Regions from separate parts of the Mus musculus genome. Here region 1 is linked to region 2. The links are chromatin contacts, found by Hi-C or POLR2A ChIA-PET in ENCODE. All regions are on one chromosome and are shown on one strand. The core of a region is the stretch at or near the end of the contact, and the rest is flanking DNA. Distances in the headings are between cores, read along the strand shown.

The links. A loop is a pair of places that touch in the nucleus more often than their neighbours do. ChIA-PET counts read pairs that join two places held with the same protein, here RNA polymerase II (POLR2A).
Region 1: a loop to region 2 is called in a map of CH12.LX, with 1.8 times the contacts of the local background. The contact joins the enhancer-like site here to the promoter of Ppp1r16b in region 2. A Hi-C loop is called at or near these places in 5 of 37 maps with a recorded cell type or tissue (CH12.LX, T-helper 17 cell, heart and 1 more). POLR2A ChIA-PET finds 5 or more read pairs at or near these places in 1 of 5 experiments (embryonic stem cell).

The regions. Positions count from the first base shown.
Region 1 is chr2:158,709,809-158,714,875 of GRCm38, reverse strand. All of the region lies in intron 2 of Ppp1r16b (protein phosphatase 1, regulatory subunit 16B), which reads right to left. Among named protein-coding and RNA genes, the nearest start is that of Ppp1r16b, 45 kb to the right of the region's middle. Within about 2 kb of position 2,241, at least 1 of the 3 ENCODE cell types and tissues checked has a DNase peak (open chromatin) inside an H3K27ac peak, as active enhancers do; it is heart, where a contact is called at or near this core.
Region 2 is chr2:158,665,117-158,670,309 of GRCm38, reverse strand. It overlaps Ppp1r16b (protein phosphatase 1, regulatory subunit 16B), which reads right to left and starts at 3,175. Exons shown (of 11, transcript NM_001159662.1): 1 at 3,061-3,175.

The DNA of each region.
Region 1 (5,067 bases), core at 992-3,491, 46 kb before region 2:
GCCAGTCACCAGCTTCCTGGAGTGGATGGCTTAACCAGAGAAAGGAGGAGTTGGATAGGCTCTTCCGGACCCACGTGCAAACCTGTCCTGAATTAGCATGTTTTTCTAAGTCCTAGACTCATTCTTATGCAATGATTCCAAATACCTGGCCAGATGATAAAGTGTTTTGTTTGAGACAGGGTCTCACGTAGCCCAGGCTAACTATGTAGTCAAGGATAACTCTGAACTTTTGATCCTCCTGCCTTAGCCTGCCCAGTATTGAAATTACAGGTCTGAAAGATCACACCAGGTTTACGTGGCCTGGAGATGGAACCCGGGGCATCGTGCATGCTGGGCAAGTGCTCTACCAACTGAACTACATCCCTGGCAGAAGATGGTTTTTCTGTGGTCCAGGCTAGCCTCCAACTTATGATTCCCCCTGCCACAGTTGCCACAGGGCTGGGATTACAGTTGTATGCCACAAAGCCTAGCTGAGGATGTTGTTAAAACTGTTCGCTGAGTGTGGCCTTTGACATAACGCTTGTTTTAAGATGCTCCGAAGGACAGCGTCAGATAGAAGGGAGACCGCCATCTCTCAGATGCTTGGGGTGATGGAAAATCACCCAGACTATAAACATCTCCACGCAAATGATGTCTGAGGGGAGCCTGGCCAGAGGCTAGGACTTTATGTGACCCTCTCTGGAGATGAAGTCTGCATCCGTGGGGCCAGGCAGTTGTACCTCTGGGCAGATGGGGGCCAGGAGCACTGGGCTTGTTCCTCTGGTTTCTTGCTTAGGCAGGAGGCTCATGTTGAGCTTTTGCTAGCCCAGACCTTGCCAAGTGCAGTGACCTAGAGAGGAGGGAGACTGGGATTTAAGGAGAGGGGAATGTCCCAGGCTGCAGCATCAGACTCAGCACATAGAACCCAACAGCACACGATCCTGGCAAGTCACTAGACTTCTCCCAGCCTCAGTTTGTTCATCTGAAATATGGGGATGTTCGAGAGGTTTAGAGAGTCCCTAAGAGCATCAGTGGGTTGGTGTATGGTGATTTGCTTGACTCTGAAGCACCCAACAGACATTGGCTCAGGGGTGGGAGGAGGCTGGGATGTAGCTTAGGGGGTAGAGTGTTTGCCTACTATCGTGAGGCCCTGGGGTTCTATCACTCCAACACCACGAAATGCAGACACAGTGAGGCACACCTTTAATCCTGGGAGGGGGCGGGAAGATTAGAAGTTGAAGATCCTCCTCGGCTGCATAGAGTTTCAAGGCCAGCCTGTGGTACTACACTGACAACAAACAAATGGATAAATAAATGGGGCCAGGTGTGGTGGTGCATATCGCAGCAGGAGATTCAGGAGACAGAGGCAGGCAAGTGCTGTCTGTGATTTTAAGGCCAGCTTGGTCTACACAGTGAATTCCAGGCCAGCCAGGGCTACAGAGGGACTACTGTCTCAAAAATATAGATAGATAGATAGGTAGGTAGATAGATAGATAGATAGATAGATAGATAGATAGATAGAGGAGAGACGGTGCAAGGGAGGGAGGGAGGAACTGAGCGACAGAAGGAGGGGTTGAGGGATGCTGGTGAAATGTAGGTTATGGTGAGAAAAGGTGGAGCTGTGGTGATGCCAGGTCCTCAGAGTATCTTCCCCAAGGTGAGAGCCTCACCTAGCCACCTCACCCACCCCCTTGTCACAGTAACAACGCAGCCTGGTCCAGGAGGGCTGTACCCCACGGATATGCAGCAGACCGGGTTCGGGTACCAACTGTGACCCAGACACCAGCCCTAACAGGAGGCAGCTGTACACAAGGCAGAGCAGCCTCTCCCAGCTGGGCTGTCTTCAGCCACCACAGCTCACATTTAACCCACTCGAGAGCTACCCCCTCTTCGTAGCCATTCCCTGTCCCCTGTCCCCAGTCCCTCTCCTTACCTTGTCAGCTCCTTTAGTGGCCAACACTCTCACCCACCCACACTCACTCATCAGCTACTCTATCATCCCCAGCTTCTCTTATCTAGGGCAGTCACTTTCTAGTTGAATGCCACTTTGGGAAAAAAACAAAAAACAAAACCTGAGTGAATCCCCAGCTTCAGTGGGGACAAACACGTCCTATTCTCTCCCTATCTGGAAAATACTGGCTCCTCCAGCCTGAGCAGCTGGCATGGAGGGACACCGTGTCCTGCCTGCTGTCTTTGAGGCTGTCAGGTGAGGTTACAGGGAACTGAGACAATGGACCCCACGTGGCATAGGCCACAAAACACCTGCAAGCCATCAAGGTCTCACTCTAAAAGGCTAAAAGATAAATCCATGCTGGGCCTGGCAGGGCTCCAACTGTGATGCTCCGGCAGGCTCCACCCCCTTGCCATGCCCGGCCTCTAAGCGGCCCTCAGGCTCTAGAGGATTCCTCTAGAGAGCTGGAAGAGCTTCGCCATGGCTCTGATTAAATCAGAAGGAATCTCATTTCAGGCTTGCCAGAACACAAGTTATTTTCAGTAGCGTAGGCAGCAAATGGAGAAGGAAGCCATGAGCCGGAAGGAGTGACTGCAGACACAGAGCCCGTCCAGCAAGGGTGGCCGCCATGTCTTCTTGACAAAAAAGCTAGGTGCCAAGCAACTTGGGAAAGCTTTAACAAAATTGTCCAGGGTTGAGGAATCTTTTAATAACCAGAGAGCAGATTGCATTGGCTCCAAGAGGTTAGAGAGAGCAATTTACAGACGCTAATTAGGGGCCTGCCAAAGGGGTTTTGTAATTAAGATACACACTGCCGGAGCCAATCCAAACACACAGTCCCACTAGCTCAATAGATCAGAAAAAGTCTATGGTATCACTCAGAAGTAAGTTAAAGGCTGGGTCTTTTAGTTACAGAGACCCTGAAAGATCTCCCTGAGGCAAACACACTTTAAGTGACACATTGTGTAGTGTGTGTGTGTGTCTAGGTGGGAGGTGGGGGTTGGGGTGGGGTGAGTGGGGTCAAGCTGTTTTACAGGCTTTCTCTGTGTAGCTCTGGCTGTCCTGGAACTCATTCTGTAGAGCCTTGAACTCAGAGGTCAGCCTGCCTCTGCCTCCTGAGTGCTGGGATTAAAAGCACGCACCACCGCGGCCCTGCTTGTTACAAAACAAACCTACAAAACAAACCGCCGTCTCTTTCACACTAAAGGGAAGGTGAGTACAGTAAGAACAACCCTCAGTGTGAATGACTGACAGGTTAGTAAAGAGCAATAGAGTGGATACAGTCAGACGGCGAGCAGCAACAGGAGAAGGAAGACCAGGAAGACATGCTAACTTTGCTTCTGGCCTTTTGTGACAGAGACCAGAAGCAAATAACAGCAATATTTACCTCAGCTATGCTCCCCTTCCCAGTCTTCAACTCTGAATATTACAGTTTCCCAAGGAACCTTGAGTCCAAAAGAGTTGAAGTAATTTGCCCCTGGCTATGGAATAGAGGCTAAAACTTAAGAGTCACATGATTCCATGCTCTGAGCCTCAAGGCCTACCCCGGCACTGCCCTCTCTCACCCACAGGCCCTTTCGAGTCCACTTCCCCCGTCATCTGCTCCTTGAAAGCTGTTTTATTATCTCCATGGGAGCGAACGGCACCCGTGAACTAATAACCCATTGCATCTGGCTGTGGCTTACTGCTTGGTCCCGTCTCTGTTTTACACTGACCCAAGATATTGTATATGCAGTAAAATATTATGAGATCACATGAATCACTGGCCTGCTCTGGAGCTAATAAGCAAGAAAATCCATGGTAAGCACAAGCCCACGCCCAGCACTGAGTCCTGACTGCCTCGCCATCTTCGAGTCCATGCCAACCGGACGCTCGGCATTCCCTACTCCAGGCTGCGGTGTTTGGGTCATGCAGCAGATCTGGGGACTTCAGAGGCATCTGCATCTGACCATCAGTCAGCGTGACTGCCGGGAGCCACCGGATCACGTTGTGAGGATTTCGGTCTAAAGAAAAGCTGCCAGCCCCATTAGATTCAGCCTAGTGGACACACCGTGGGGATTCCTCAGCCACAAAATGAAGAAAAGCGGCTGGGCTGAGAGCTGGAGACTAGTTCTCAGCACCCATGTTAGGGTGCTCACAGGGAATCCAACACCTCCTTCTGGCCTCGATGGGCACTCACCCACATCTTGCACACACATGGGCACACAAAAACAAATATGTAAATGAACCTTTAAAGAATAATTTAAACATCTGAAACAGAAAGGAGACAGTTACAGTGTTGGCAGGGCAATGGGCTGAATTAGAGAATGTCGTGTCAAGCAAAACAAACCAGACCCAGAAAGACAAAATAGTGCATGTTTCTCTCACATGTGAAACCCGTGTCTATATACACACACACGTACATTTACATATGCAGATATATACCTATATTTATGACAAGAAAATATAAGAGGAGCTATTTGAGAAGAGGGGAAAAAGGGAGTGGAGAATAGAGACAGGGGAGGGGTCAAGGCAAGAATATGGTCAAAGTACATAATTCATTTGAGCACACTATCATTAGGAAGCCCATCACCTTGTATAACAAATATATACTAATAATATTTTTTAAGTCTAGAATGAATATGAATGGTGGATTATAACAACAGTGGCCACCCCTGAATGGTGCCTTTTCCCACATTGGTGCTGAACTAAGCCACGTGACTCATTCTACCCAATGAGACATCAGTAAGTATGATACAGACAAAGGCTGGGCAGACACTTGCGCACTGGTGTTTGCCTTCTTAGAGCCCTAAGAGCACTGTGCTTGATGAAAATCACATGGAAGAAGATTCACACTAGCTGCCGCTAACTACAACCAAGGCAAGATGTGTGAATCAGCATTCCATTGCTGTGAAAAAAAAATACCACAAAAAAACCCCAAAAACCTTAAAGAGGAAAGGGGCCATCAAGATGGTTCAATGTACAAAACCTGATTACCTGAGATCAATCTCTGGGACCCACATGGTAGAGGGAGAAAACTAACTCCTGTAAGTTGTTCTCTGACCTCTCTACATGTACACACACTCACGCCCACACCCCACACACATTAAATATGAATGTAATAATATTTTTTAACAAATGAGCAAAGATTGGCCTTG
Region 2 (5,193 bases), core at 1,926-4,425:
TGCCTCTCCCCTGAGGACCGCCCCTCCCCAGAGCTGCCTCGGTTATGACAACCCCTTGCTAAGCACGAGATATGTACAAAGGACCCTGGAGAAAGGGGTCCTCCAGAGGCCTAATTCCCAGGACATTGCCCAGGAGACAGGCTAAAGAGGCTTTCTCTGTCCCAAGAACTGGAGTCAGAAGAAGTATGAATTCCCTGTAGCAGGGGAGGAGGCAGGATCTGAGGGCCCGGAAGGAAAGAAAGAAACAGAGGTGTTACTAACAAGAGTCACTTCCTCCCTGCCTTCCAGCACCCCCACTAAGCGTGTCTGTGTTCTGTGGTCTCACCAGGTCCTTAGAGCCCCGTGAAGATGACCACAGTAGGATTCTTATTACCCAGAAGAGAAATGGGGAAGGGGCTGGGAAGAGCTTTACCCAGAGTTCCAAGGCTTTTCAGCTTAGAGCTGTCATTTCAACTAGACTCATATCGCTTCCTTGGGTTTTGATACTCTTGGCTGTGATGGGCTTGTGCCTGCCTTCCCCCTCCCCCAAGGCTGATCTCTAAGATCAGCCTTATTGTTGAGAGAGAGGCTGTCCTGGTCTGGAATGTCCGTTGGGACCCACTGTTTACCATAGCATAGCAAGCATGATGGGGGTTGGAAGACAGGGTGCTGGCACAGGAGAGCGGGTAAGGTCAGCACGAGAGGGTGTCTTAGGAGATCAAAACCCAGCACTTGAATCCAGGCTGCCTTTGCAATCTGCTGCCCTGTGTCCACTTGGTTGCTATTGGTTAGAACAAGTTCCCTGAGGCTCTAGAACTGGGTTCTCGCAAGATAGGACAAGTCGTTGACTCAAAGGTGCTCTATAGGAAACTTCTGGCCTTAAAGAAAACCACTTCCTTGCCTCGGCTTCCCCTGGCTCTGTGACTCGGGCTCATAAAAACACCAAGCAGCAAGATTAGAATTTAACCTCTGTTCCTCTGCTGCTCTGGTTCCCAGACTCCATGGACAGAAGAGTCCAAAGTCTGTATAGGCACCAAATACCGGCCTTACTTACCTGGTACTTCTAACCAGGAAGTTTAGGCTTGGCTGAATTGTCCCATCGCAAGGGGACTTCCCAAGGGGTCTGAGGCACCTAAGACACAAGTGAAAATCACCTTGAATCGGAAAGAGGCTTTCTTAAAGGAAGCCATTCCAAAGGCTGAGAAGATCTGGGGGCGGGGCGGGGGGAGACAATGGTAGATAGACTCTTGACAGAGTGGTCTATTGTCATCTTGCCCACAGAATTCCAGGGACTGGGGCAGAGAAGATGGGATTTGGGTGACAGGTGGGAGAGAAGGTGGTGAGAACGTGAGTGGGAAAGGCCTTGCAAACAGGCAGCACGCTGGAAGGAGTCACTGGTCCCTACCGCCTCCTACAAGCTGGCTCTTTGTGACATAACTGAGTGAGGGAGGAAAAGTGGAACCCCACATCCCAGCCCCTGCAGAACCACCCACCAGGGTTCCACTTCTGCACCTGGCTAGGGGACACGCCCCGCTCAAACCCTCACTAAAGGCGGGTTTGCCTAGCAGGGTCATCCATGATGCTCCGATGCACCAAGAGCTTCGCGGGAGGCCTCCCTGTTACCCTACAGCGACCATTCACCCCACTTCTTAGAGATCTGTGGTGATGGGGAACCGAGTGCAGGGCCCGCGGGCAGACAGCAAGTCTTCAGCTGAGCTGTGCGGAGCTCAGCCTGGAAGGAAAGCTCCCTCCCCACGGAGGCCGTTTCTACTCCGGTACCTTACTGGCTGCAGGAAATGGCAGGATAAGGCGCACAGAGAAGTCCCCCCACCCCACCCCCCGAGGGCCTGGAGCGACCGCCAGCCCCTTCCCCAGATAGCCTGGAGGGAAACGGCGCCTGGCACTATCGGGCTCCGGGTCCTCTACAGAGGGCGATTCACAGGCCGCACCTGGTGCTCCCGGGAACCAGGAGCTGGTGGGCGCCTCTGACAGCAAGAACAGGAGCCCTTTATGAGCAGTGTAATCACATGGGCGCACAAGCACCGGCTTTCCGTTCTGTGCAGCCTCATCTCTGCCCCCCCCCCCTTCTGATTCCAGGAGAGCAAAGGCTTCCAGGCCTGGCCAGTAGTGGTGGCGCTCCAGTGGGTTGCAGAGAGGGCCGTAGTCACAGCTCACCTAGACCCGATTATCCGCCCGGGGCTGGAAGCTGCATCAGCAACATCTTCCGTAAAGCTGGAGGCAGGGCTGGGAGGGGAGCGCAGAGGAAGAGAGTCTGCATCCGCTACGGAGGCGGGTAGGAGAGCCTCCGGCTCCTCGCTCCCACTCGGGGCGATCAGGGTGCTCTGCGTGACCTTGTGGGAGACCCCTCAGTTGACCTCTGGGGTAGGGCTGCGCCGTTTCTGCCTGTCTTGGGCGCTCGGGGGCGCTGCTCCCTGCGGGAACGGATGCGCGGGACTCGCGAGGAGTGGAGCGCTCTGGGCGCCGGGACCCGCAGCTCGCGCCCAAGGCGGCGGGCGAAGAGGCCGAGAGCATCCCTTCTGGGGAATCACCCCGCCGGGGGCTACCGGGACCGACCGACACTCTCTAGGGGTGGAGATCCCGCACTAGGTCAGGTTTGCCCTTAGGGACGCCTGCCCCCGGGACTTTTCCCACCCCCGGAGCAGCGCTCTCAGCGCGCTGCCTGCCCAGACCAAGCGCCGCCACGCGAGGGGGCGGCGCCCCCATGCCGGGCTCGTAGACCGCTTGCCCAGGGCGTCTGGTGTTCTGTGGTTTCATCACCCAGCCTTGTAACCCTGGCAGACAGTAGCCCAGACAGACCACGGACCTCACATCGCCCCCCAGAATCCAGCCATCGCAGCCCTGCCAATTCACTCTCTACACCAGCCTCCCCATCCGATAGCGAGATGTGGGAGACTGCACCTTTCCAGCACACTCCACCGCCACCGCCCCCCTCCCCAATTATCTTAAGCCACCCTCCCTTGGCTGAGCCACCCCTCTCCACCAGCCAGACTGGAAGGGCCCGAGACACCTGCCCGCCGGATCCGCAGAGTGCAGAGAGGAATGCGGCGCCGCTCAACTCACCCGCTCTCTCGAGCCCTACCCCGGGCGGCTCCGGCCCCGGCTCGATCCGCAGGTCCCAGAGCCGCAGCTGGTGGTGCGGCGACAGAGCCAGCTCGGCTGGGTAGCGAGCCACCGTGCCGCCTCTTGACTCCTCCCTTAAGGCGGAGCCTCAGCTCCCGGGGGAAAGGGGTGGGCCCGCGCATCCCCAAGGGGCTTGTCACCGAGCAACAAGAAGGTCTAGATCTTAGCGCCCTCCAAATGAAGACCCCTTTTCTGAGCTGCAGGAATTTGGAAGCAGCTGAGACACAGTCAGGCTTCAGGATAGTTCTCCTTGACTGTGTCCCACCTCTAACCTCCAGTACAGACAGGGGGGGAAGCCAGGGTGGTATTTTATTCCCATTTGACAGATAGACCCAGTGAGGCCCAGAAAGGGATAATATCCTACCTGTAGTAGCAGAGAATGGGGTCAGTTCAGTGCCCGAAAGTCAATCTCCCACGTTGAGCTTGATTCTGAAGGCTCCACAAACATCAGGAACTTGGCCAGGCCTTATCTAGAGGACGGGGCTATATAGATAGGTCTTTTACCTGAGAAAAGGCAATAGACCATGGCCTGTGACGTGGAGTCCAGTCACTCTTTCGCTCTGGAAAGAGGGGAGGTGAAGAGAAGGAGGAAGGAAGTGGTCATGCCTAGGTTGATGACTCTCACCAGCTGAGGTGCCCGGAAGATCTAGGCCCAGCTGCTTCCTTGAGGTTTCCTGCTAAGAACAAGACCCAAACGCCCTGGGTTTCTGTCATGTAACCTAGGCGGCTGCTGGGCAGAAGATCCTGCAGTGTGTGCCTTCCCTCGAAGGCAATGGGTTTAACTCTGTTTAATCTAATTTTGAAAGTTGCTCCTTTAAATTGCTCCTCCCCCCAGGGAGAGGGGAGAAAGTGGACAAAGAGAAAAGCCCTATCCCAAACATTCTCTGGAATCCGCATTCCCTGAAAGCTGACTTTAGAACAATGGGGTTCTCTTCTCCACAAAGGGCTTTGTTCCTGCACTTTCCCAGCCTCCAGATTAGAGCCAGAGGCACCCAGGGCTAAGCAGCTGGGGAGGCAGACAAGATTCACAGTTTAGGTCTCAGGGATCCTCCCGTAATCCTGTTTGAAACACTCAGGGATAGAACCATAGAACCGGTAAAGCCGGGAGCAACACCAAGTGTACTGATTTCCTTTTTATTTTCTTTTAAGACAGGGTCTCACTCAGCAGCCCTGACTGGCTCAGAACTCACTATGTGGATCATGCTGGATTTAAAAGCAAGAGATCCGGTGACCTCTACCTCCTCAGTGCTGGGATTAAAGACATGTTGGGATTAAAGGCAGGGTCACTACACCCTGCCTGATTTCCTACTTGCTGAATACACTCAGTTACTTTTCTTGGAGGAGCAAAACCCTGTGGGTTGAGTAAGGAAATATAGCTCAGTGGATAGAGTGCTTGCCTAGCAGGCACAAAACTCTGGGCTCAGCCCCCAGTACCCTGTGTGTACACCAGTACCCTGCATGTGTGCCAGTACCAGGTGTGGTAACAAACACATGTAAATCCAGCTCTCAGGCATACTTATGGATTTGAGGCCAGCCTGTCTGTGCCACATGAGACCTTGTCTTAAAACAACAAAACCCACCTCTGGTTGGGTCCTTCGAAGACTTCCCCAAGTCTGAAGTCCCCTTTCATGTGCCCGAGGCTCCCCGCTCAGTTCATTAATAATCCAGTTGTGAATGACGCTGTTTCTGGAGCAATTAGAGACAGCAGAGCAGGTGGAGAAGGCTTAGAGTGAAGTTTAAAATAACCCAGAGGGGCCATTGTTCTCTGCAGAAGGTTTCCATCAAGAGCTGTGGGCGGAGTGGGAGGGGAAACCATCTATCTCTCTTCTAGGCATGCACAGAACTTAGAGCCTGGGTTCCCCCCCTTCCCCGAAAACCGAAGTCTTGACTGGGGTAGGGGGTACCAAATCTGGGTGTTGTACAGTTCACTGACATCTCTCACAGTACTAGACACCCAAAGGGAAGGCATACTGTACTCAGGGGACCCCTGCCTCCTCATTTCAATCCTACTAGGAAGCTATAGCAATCAAGACCGAGACAATGTGGTAAAACTGTAAGAACAAACATACAGAC